2 separate regions of the Homo sapiens genome follow, and region 2 is linked to region 1. The links are chromatin loops, found by intact Hi-C in ENCODE. Cell type or tissue: IMR-90. All regions are shown on one strand.

Region 1 (5,000 bases):
GTGAAACCCCGTCTCTACTAAAAATACAAAAATTAGCTGGGCGTGATGGTACACGCCTGTAGTCCCAGCTACTCGGGAGGCTGAGGCAGGAGAATCGCTTGAACCTGGGAGGCGGAGATTGCAGTGAGCAGAGATAGCGCCACTGCACTCCAGCCCAGCAACAGAGCAAGATTCCATCTAAAAAAAAAAAAAAAATGAGGCTGGTAGTTCTGTGACAGCAGCAAGTGAAAGACTAACCAACTACTGTAGAAGTTTCACAGAGAACCAGGGAAAGAGATACCTAAGAATCCTCCTTTTTGACATGACAAGCCTCAAAGACTGCCATCAAACACAACCCCTATACAAAGGGCATCTTAATTTAACTGGATCACAAGTGGGGAAATTTATGGCCCAAAGCTTTGTCCAAAACAATAAAGCAATCAGTTAGCAATTAGTGAAGAATAGTTGCTGGGTGGTGATACCAATGAAAGCAGAAGCTTAACAAGGAGATCTGAGAGTTAAAGAAAGCCCTGCTGAAAATCGGCTATCATCTCTCAAGAAGGGCAGTCCAGGGTGACTATGTGCGTGCCCAAGTGTACCCTCTTGAGGAGAAACATCTGAGGGTACACTGTGCAGAATAAACAAACCTCAGTGTAATAGCTCAGCCAAGTCAGTTAACAAATAAGGAAACAACACAACAAGCAGCAGCCCTGGAAGAGGGGAGGGAAAATCAGTATTCCGAGTTGCTACAAAATACTATCTAAAATGCCCAGTTTACAACACAAAATCATGAGGCATGCAAATAAACAGAAAAGTATGACACACAGAAAGAAGGGAAAAGCAGGCAGCAGAAATTGTCCTTGAAGGCCCAGATGTCAGACTTAGTAGACAAGACAGCAAAGCAGCTATTATAAATATGTTCAAAGAACTAAAAGACTGAATTCTAGCACTCTGGAAAAAAAAAAAAAGAACTAAAGGAAATCATGCTTAAAATACCAAAAATCCAAATCGATTTTACAAGTTAAGGAACACCTCCAAATTTGCTCATGCACAGCTGATGAGAAGTCAGGACTCCCAACTGAGCCTCAGGCTCTGTTCACCATTCCAGGCTATTTTCTTTGACAATGTATTGTGTAGTAATCCAAAGACTGGTCGAGGGAATTTGGTTTTTGCCATAAAGGTCATGGGGAGACATTAAAGCTTTCTGTACAGGAAAATGGCAAAATGAAAACAAACGGTCTTGCTACACCTAGAACATCAGAGTTGCAAAGAATAAACATACCCTAATAACCCAGAAGAAAGATGTTATCCAACTAAGTTCTCTCACTAAAATTTAATTTTGCATGTTTGTTTTTGAATTAAAAATAATATCATGGCCAGACATGGTGGCTCATGCCTGTAATCCCAGCACTTTGGGAGGCCAAGGCAGGCGGATTGCTTGAGCCCAGCAGTTCAAGACCAGCCGGGGCAATATAGTAAAACCTCATCTCTACAAAAAAGAGAAAAATTAGCAGGGTGTGGTGGTGCACACTTGTAGTCCCTGCTACTCGGGAGACTGAGATGGGAGGATCACCTCAGCCTAGGGAGATCGAGGCTGCAATGAGCTGTGATCCTGCCACTGCACTCCAGCTTGGGCAACAAAGCAAGACCCTGTCTCAAAAAACATATATAAAAAAATTAGCCAGATGCAGTGGCTTATCATGAGGCTGAGGCAGGCCTGTTTGAGCTCTTACCACCCCTGAACAATCCTTTTCAAAATCTCACCTGGGACCTAACAAGATGGCAGAAGCTGAAGACAATGTCACAGCTACCTCCCTTAACTGCTGCTGGCAGCAAAGGACTTACTCTAGAGGTCTCCCCAAAGCAAGCACCTCAGACCCCCCTTATTCCACTGTAGTTTCCTGGGACACAGGATCCTGCTGGCAACATCAAGAAAATTCTGACATCCTACTAAAGGCTGTGGGACATGTTCCTATTATGAAAACAAAGAAGCAGGCAGTAGAGTGAACTCGAACCATCCAAAGACTCCTTGACTTCATCAAAAAAGTTCCTTAAACTTGCAACCTCAGTTGTTTATTTATGTGAGTCAGGCTTTTGCTCTTTCCCTGGACCAGGAATTTGGAACCTTCTATGAGTGTTTCAGCAGTGATGGTAAACTAGTTCTACATTACTGCAAATCTCAGGCATGGGAATGAACCACAGAAAAAAACAACTTGCTACTTAAAATGAATTTTCACAGAGGAAATAGTTCTGAAAAGTTTTGATGCTTTGTAGCAAGAGCCTTAACAGATATGACCTATTCAGTATGTGTCCACTATGACCTATGCTAATGCCTAAGAAAACATCCACAGCATGAATGGACTCACAAAAACGTGATTTGTATTAATATACAAATCATCATAAAAGACTGACATCAGAGCAGACCCACCGTTCCTATACATTACTATTCTCATTGCCACAGATCTGCCTCCAAGGTTGAAATGGAGACTAAGACCATATAAACTTCACTACCAGTTCTCAAAATGACCATAATTGTTTTTTGTTTTGTTTTGTTTTGTTTTTTGAGATGGAGTTTCGCTCTTGTTGCCCAGGCTGGAGTGCAATGGTGCGATCTCGGCTCACTGCAACCTCCGCCTCCCAGGTTCAAGCAATTCTCCTGCCTCAGACTCCCGAGTAGCTGGGATTACAGGCATGCACCATCACGCCCGGCTAATTTTGTATTTTTAGTAGAGACGGGGTTTCTCCATGTTGAGGCTGGTCTCGAACTCCTGACCTCAGGTGATCCGCCCGCCTCGGCCTCCCAAAGTACTGGGATTACAGGCGTGAGCCACCGCGCCCAGCCGACCATAATTGTTTTAATGGTAAAAGTTTATTAAAGGGCTTTTTTTTTTTAACTATTCAGGGAACTTCAGTTTGTTTGGGATATGGGATGTTTACATTTATACCCACTGTGTTACCTTCTTGTAAAATAGTCATATTGACCTGCTCACTGAATACCTTAAATAGTCCAGTAGAGGGCAGCCCTGCTGGCAAAAAGGGTTTTACATCTTTACCACACAGTAACAGGAGAAAAGACTGTTTTGTTAATTTTTAGCTAATATCTAGTCAGGAGAGCAAGCATGTTGGGCAAACTGGAAGACTATTTCAGAGAATATACATAGTTTAAATTTATTCCATTGGGATACAGAAAAAAATTTTATAAATTCTGGACAAATGACTCATATAACTCTTTTCAATCCTATCATTTAATATTTCTTGAGTTCCAATCATATAACTATGGTGTTACTCTGTCATTTATTTATATAGTATCAAAAGAACTAAATAATCCCAGCAACATCTTTGAGTGTTTCACAATGCACTTTCCAACTTGAAAGCAATCAATAATTGAAAAACAGGCCAGCATGGTGGCTCACAACTGTAATCCCAGGACTTTGGGAGGCCAGGACAAATGGATCACTTGAGCTCAGAAGTTTGAGACCAGCCTGGGAAACATGACGAAGCCCTGTCTCTACAAAAACTACAAAAGTTAGCCAGGTATGGTGGCACACACTTGTAGTACCAGCTACTCAAGAGGCGGAATCAAGTGGGAGGATGACTTGAGACCAGGAGATGAAAAGTGCGATAAGTTAAGATCATGCCACTGCACTCCGGCCTGGGCCACGAAGCCAGACCTCATCTCAAAAAAAAAAAGAAAATCAACCTTCAATTTTACGTCTATTTCATGACATGACTAACAGTACCATTTTTACTGATGCTACTAGGCTGTAATTTCCTAAGGTGTGATTTGACTTTTTTTTCTTCCTTCTATTTGTAGTACCATATTGATAGAGGCTGGAGGCAGACAAATACCTAGGCAGATAGGGTAGAGTCCCCGGTGAAACCTCACCTTCAAGCCTAAAGCAACCTGAAGGCTGAAAGACTGGACTGCTGGTCCAGGTTGAAACCCGTGACCCAGAGGGAGAAAGTCTGTCCCAGTTTGCCCACCGTTTCCTGACTGATTCTTTCTGAATAATGCCCTAGGGTGGAGCCACCAGGAATTTGTGCCTCATGCAGAGGAGAAGTCTGCACTCTTCAGCTCCTGTGTGGTGGCCCTGGTATTCAATTTGTGAGGTAGAAACCTGCCTGCAGGACCCCTCTCTTTGCTGAGCTTTCCTTTTGCTTAATAAATTCCGCCCTCCTCATCCTTCAATGTGTCCACATGCCTAATTTTTTTCTGGTCATGAGACAAGAACCTGGATTTAGCTGAACTAAGGAGCAAGAATCCTGCATCAATATCTTTTTTAAAGCATTATAATAAATTGAATGGCATGTACAAACAAGATCTAAGGTATGTACTAGAATTCCAAGTATTTATTTTCAAAGGTAATGGTGTGAATGGTATGATTTTATTGAAGGATTTGAATTATATTTTAATCCCTTAAAGCCCAGAATGCAATTTATGGCTACAGGGATCTGCCATACATTAGCCTCAGGGGACGCTAAGTAACAACTAAATTTATAGTGATGAAATCACTGTCTAGTTCTCATTTTCTACCCAAACCTATGAATTTTTGAGTCCCCTTACATCAATGTCTTTATGTAATTAATATAGCTAATAGCACTAGAATAATACTGACAAGTTGAATTACATAACATTATCTTACAAGATTATAAAAATTTGCAATTATGTTGAAAGCTGGAAAGTGTATCAAGTTAAATAAGTTGGATATGAAAAAAGACTTATCTAATTTTGTCCACTTAGTTTACTTAAGTGAATATATTTACACGCATGTATTTAACAAGTAACAAAAATATGTTAAATTTGGGTATTGTGTTTACCACTGAGGTTTCAGATGATAGAATATTTGCTACCTCAACAATATTTGAGTTCTTTTTTTTTTTTTTTTTTTTTGAGACCGAGTCTCACTCTGTCACCCAGGCTGGAGTGCAGTGGCGCGATCTCGGCTCACTACAACCTTCGCCTCCGGGTTCAAGTGATTCTCCTGCCTCAGCCTCCCGAGTAGCTGAGACTACAGGCGTGC
Region 2 (5,000 bases), 850 kb after region 1:
GCCCGGCCGAAATATGAAATAATTCTTACATGGCATGTATAAAACACACACACACACACACACACACACGCACACACACACACACACACACACACACAAACGAAATCTATTGCCTACACCCTACCCCTTCTCTTGGAAAATAAGTAAACTCTTTCAGGATTCAGAGTTCTGGTCCATACTTTCATACCATTATTATTATTTTCCACTTCTTTTTCTCTGGGTAAAAGCCAATAATTCTGTGCTAATTTGTAGGGCAATCTGAGAAAAAGAGAATGTCAGACTTAATTCCAAACAAATGCTTAAAAAGCACTTAACCAAATGTATCTTTGAAAATGTTTTTCCTGTATCTAGATCTAAAGATAATAATTTTTTGGAAAAAAGTACAAAAAAGAAGCTTTTAGGAAGACAAATGTATTAGAACAGGAAAGCATTATTTTTTTCCCTAACACTCCATTTCCAGGGACTGAGTTGGCTTCTTACTTTCTTTTCACTCTGTGGAAAACTGCTCTTGGAATGTTTCAAAGAACCACAGTGAGTGAGTGCCAAGTGCATTCTGGAATTGATACCCTCATCCCCTCCCCGCCCTGGAGAAAGAGTCTCTCTCTTAGCCCATAGAGCCATGCTAGAGAATCCTGGGGACGCCACCTGCAACCAATGGTGAACTGCATGAACTTTGGTGCTCTGGGACTTGACACACTGGCTAGGAATATTAGACACAAAAGCCAAGGCTTTTCAAATACCATGTGGATATATATATTCCTCCAACAGTAAGCAGATAAACACAGCCACAGGAAAACCAGGAGACAAGACAAACTCCTTTTGTGATCTAGCCTCATTTCATTCATGTAAGCTCTTTTGGGTTTTGGCTGATGCCAGCCCACTCTTTTCCTCTGGCTGCCCTCCCCTGCATGGACCCATACATCTCTGCCCCAAATCAATAGAGTGGTACAAATATTAACAATAGCCTCTTGAGCTTTGAGAATTTACTGCTCCCCACCAACCCAGCTTTTTTTCCTGTTCTTGTTGGAAAAAAAATCCATGTCATTAGGAGTCTTGTATTCTTGACAATCATAACTTTAGGAGATATAATAAACCTTTTTGAAGGTTGATCGATTCTGCGATGAAATTTTAGAATGGGGGAAGCTAAACACATGTTTGGCTTTGGATGGTAAATGGAGGTGTAAATATTTACAATGAACAATCAGATTTCCCACGCTCAGAGGTAGGGTTGTCACTCACAGCTCCAATGGTGATTTCTATCAGAGGCAGAGAGAATGGGGATACTACCTCCTCAATGACAACCATTCAATCTGATTCCTTCGTCTGGATCCAAATGACTAATAGAGTAGCTTGCACTCATTGGTTCATTGTATGTGACACTACATGCAATATACAAAATTATGAAAATTAACACAGTGGTATGTGTTTTACACCAAGAAATACAACAGTAGGACTTCAGTACTCCTGGAAATATATCTTTTTTTGTGCTTCTTGCTAGTACATTACTTCAGATGCTAATGTAAGAATGTGCTTATTTCAAGAGACAGTTTTAAAACATAGTTACATTTTATTACTCCTTTAAAAATGCTTCTCACCAATCCCATATCACTGAGAAGTGTGTTGGTCCAATGTTTTATTGAGTGCAGCCCTTGTCCTATTTATGACCCAGGACTGATGCACCAGCCTATAAATGTGATTTCTCTGAAGCAGTGGAGGACAAGTATCTAGCTGCTGTGACAGGAAGACATGTAACACAATAATTTTGCTGCTCTAAAAATGCTTCTGTTGCCGGCATCCCAGATAGGAAGCAAGGCTTCCCATGGATCATGCATTTGCTGGAAAAGCACACCATGTTTTGAAGAAGCTAGTTCTAATTGGTGCGAAACATTTTGAATTGCTGAAGTTCTAATGGACTTGAAAAACCCCCTGGAGAATCGAAGAAAGAACAAAATGATGTAATGGTCTTTAAAAGATAAAAACGGAATGAAAAAAATGCTTTAATTTATTTCAGAAAGATATGTCAACGCTTAGTTTTTGTGGATAAAGTTGCCAGATAAACCTTTCTCAATTTGGGGGTGGGAAATGGAGGGTGGAGGGGGGGAGTAGAATTTTGGGCAGAAAGAGGACTAGCAAACAATTAGTGCCATCTAGTGGTTGTATAGAATAAAGACAGATTGTTTTCGAGAACTGTACTGTAGTATCACAGAAATGTACAAGCAGGCTAAATTACAGTTCTTAGATTAGGCTGGCTTGAGTTTATATCTCCATATATTCACTAATTAATGAACTTCAAGTGATGTGGCAACAGTTGAAATTAGTTTTGATAGTTAAGCCTAAACAGAAAAGAGTTGCACTCTATATAGAAAATAAGCCCTTTGACATGTTTTAATTTGTCATGTTTCAACAAAGTCCAAGTTAAAACTACCATGATATTTCAAAAGGAAAACCTACATCTATTTCAAAGTATGCCAGTGAGAGTTTTCTGTTACCTGGAAACAATAAACACGTTCTAAAGTTAGGCTACTGAACTGAAGGTCTGCTCAAGAAGAGCAGGACAGAATCCAGTGGTCCAGAAATTTGGATGGGAAAAATTTACATCTTTATTTTCACTACTCTAAATCTGAAATTTAGCATTTCCTTCAATCAAGAACGTCAGCTGCAAACCACGGTAGTGTTAGCAATACCTGAGATTTCGACACCAAAAGAAATGAGACATTTTCATGTCATTACATATGCTATTCATCTACTAAATAACAGCAATGATCAGACCCTCACACCAGTTCTTGTTATTTAACAGGTAATAAAGAAGCAAATATGTTATCTTGTTGTACATTTAGTTTTAAAAACATTTAAATAACTATTTTCACAGTAATTTATTCTCTTCGTAATCCTATGTATTTTATTTAAAGCATTATGAGCATTACTCTGACAGGCAGCCTATAGGTTTTGTTAGACTGATGAAGGAGTTCATCTGCGAAAAGGTAGAGAACCCTGATCTAAAGAGATGGCTCAATCATGAAGTTGAAACACACACAGTTTAGTAGTTAAGAGCTCAGTCTCTGAATCCAGTTGCTTGGCTTCAAACCCTACTTTCTGGTTGTATCTTTTACTTAGCCTGCCTGTGCCTCAGCTTACCCATGTACGACACCCATCTCACAGGAGAGATGTGAGGTTTCAATGAATGGACACATGTAAAGTGCTGGAGTGAGCACTCAGCCCTTAGAAGTTCTCAGTGAGTATTAGCTCTCATCATTATTGTCAATGCAATTATTAAGTTTAAAAACTTCTTGCCAAATCATTAAGATAAATGATCTGAATTTGTAATCTAGACTGACAGCAGTTTTGATTAACAAGCATGCTTTGACAAGTATTTTTCATTTAGAAAAAATATTCTTTATACTTTTAGGCTAATATTTGTAATAACCTTAAGAGTGTAATAGCATCCCCACTCTCAGAACCTCAGATAGTTTTAAGTGTTCGATTCAAAGTCATATGGATGAAGTGGCTAGAAAGCAAATTAAAGTATTTTGGTAATTGTTTTTCACTCACTGAATCTTAAAAATCCCAAAGCTTTAGGCATTCTCCAACTGTACTTAAAAGATAAGGCTTTTTAGAAGTCAAGAAGGATCCATATCTAGATGTGTAGACAGATCTAGTTTACAAGACTAAGCTAACCTAATTTGAAGGTTAATCTCTCAGATGGGAGGGAGAAAGAATAAACAGAACATTCATACATATGAACTCATCTGATCTTTACAAAACCTGTGAATCATGTTCTTTTTCCCTACAAAAATATTTTAAGTGTATTGTATGTTTTAAACATTTGAGAAAAGAGGAGTGAACAAGATAAACAAAGTCCCTGCCCTCATGGAGTTTAATTTCCAAAGATGATGAGGAGACAGGTAAGAATGTCCATTTGGCTGATAGAGAAACAAGTGTTAAGGGATAAACAACCCACTCCCTTAAGTTCCCTTAAGGGATAAACAACCCACTCCCTTAAGCTATTGCATCGCAGCAGATTCGAACAGAGTTCTTGCTAATGGCACCCCTTTGATAATTCCGCTACACTTTCAGCTGCCTGCTGGGAAAAGTTCAGGCATGCTTTTGACAGTGAAGGCACAGCAGTAAACAGGCTGCTCCTGCCACATTACAAAAGTGAGTATGACTTTCTTATTTTTGTTTGTCTGGGATGCAATCGGATTTTAGTGGAAAGGCATTGAAATTGACATAAAAAAATCTGTGTTAGGTTCTTAACTTTGCCATTTCTGAGCATATCGCTGATTTTCAGTTTTCTCACCCCCACCCTGGTGAGAATTAGAGGCATCTCTTGAGACTTTTGCAAGGATTAAATAAGCCAATGTTTATGAACATCTAGAAAAGAGGTTGGTCCACAGAAGGAAGGCAATAAATCTGTAGAGATGATGACACTGAGTATCTAGTATTATTTACTTGTGGAATTAACCGAAAAGGCATGGTTAATGCCTCATCTCCCCCTTAGGGAAATAGCTCTAGTCCTTGTTTAACTTTATCTTACTCTCTAATATGGGAATGATAGCATCTGCCAAACAGGGTGGTGATTAAGGATTAGCAATAGACCATAGAATGCACCTAGTACAGTTTCCAGCATAGAACCAGCATTCACGAAATTGTAGCAATCACGATTATTACTGTTTATGAGTCTAATAAAGCACACATTCCTAAGAATGTAAACTGTTAGAAATTTGGATTGAGATACTGTTGATGGTTTTATTACAAAGACTGAAATGTCTTATTCAAAAATCCTGAAAAAAAAAAACCATGGAAAAGACTAGAAAAAACACTAGGAAAGAAGTCAAATTTAAGTATGGGTCATTTTTCCTTTGTCAATTGGGAGTTCATAAGATTTTAAATGCCCCTCCAAAAGCATATCATCACATTTCAATATTTTTCTGGCTTTATATATAATTAGAAATCATGTATATTCTATAGCTCATGAGGTACTGGAGATCTCTAGGAGAGAA

Evidence for each region. Peaks named below come from ENCODE experiments on the same cell type or tissue, not always from the same donor. Only the 100,000 strongest peaks of a DNase experiment are listed, where the experiment ranks them.
Region 2: a loop joins it to region 1, with 7 times the contacts of the local background. A loop is called at or near these places in 2 of 110 quality-filtered maps.

What each region holds. Positions count from the first base shown.
Region 1 is chr2:222,901,814-222,906,813 of GRCh38, reverse strand. The region is part of intron 3 of ACSL3 (acyl-CoA synthetase long chain family member 3); the gene reads right to left. It also overlaps the pseudogene ATG12P2. Among named protein-coding and RNA genes, the nearest start is that of ACSL3-AS1, 15 kb to the left of the region's middle. RefSeq lists enhancers at 1-112, 113-685. In IMR-90, a CTCF peak has its summit at 2,995 (motif pointing right); DNase peaks (open chromatin) are centred at 2,113 and 3,003; H3K27ac peaks cover 2,288 bases.
Region 2 is chr2:222,054,580-222,059,579 of GRCh38, reverse strand. No RefSeq gene overlaps it. Among named protein-coding and RNA genes, the nearest start is that of CCDC140, 240 kb to the left of the region's middle. In IMR-90, a CTCF peak has its summit at 2,152 (motif pointing left); no DNase peak of the experiment used is centred here; H3K27me3 peaks cover 481 bases.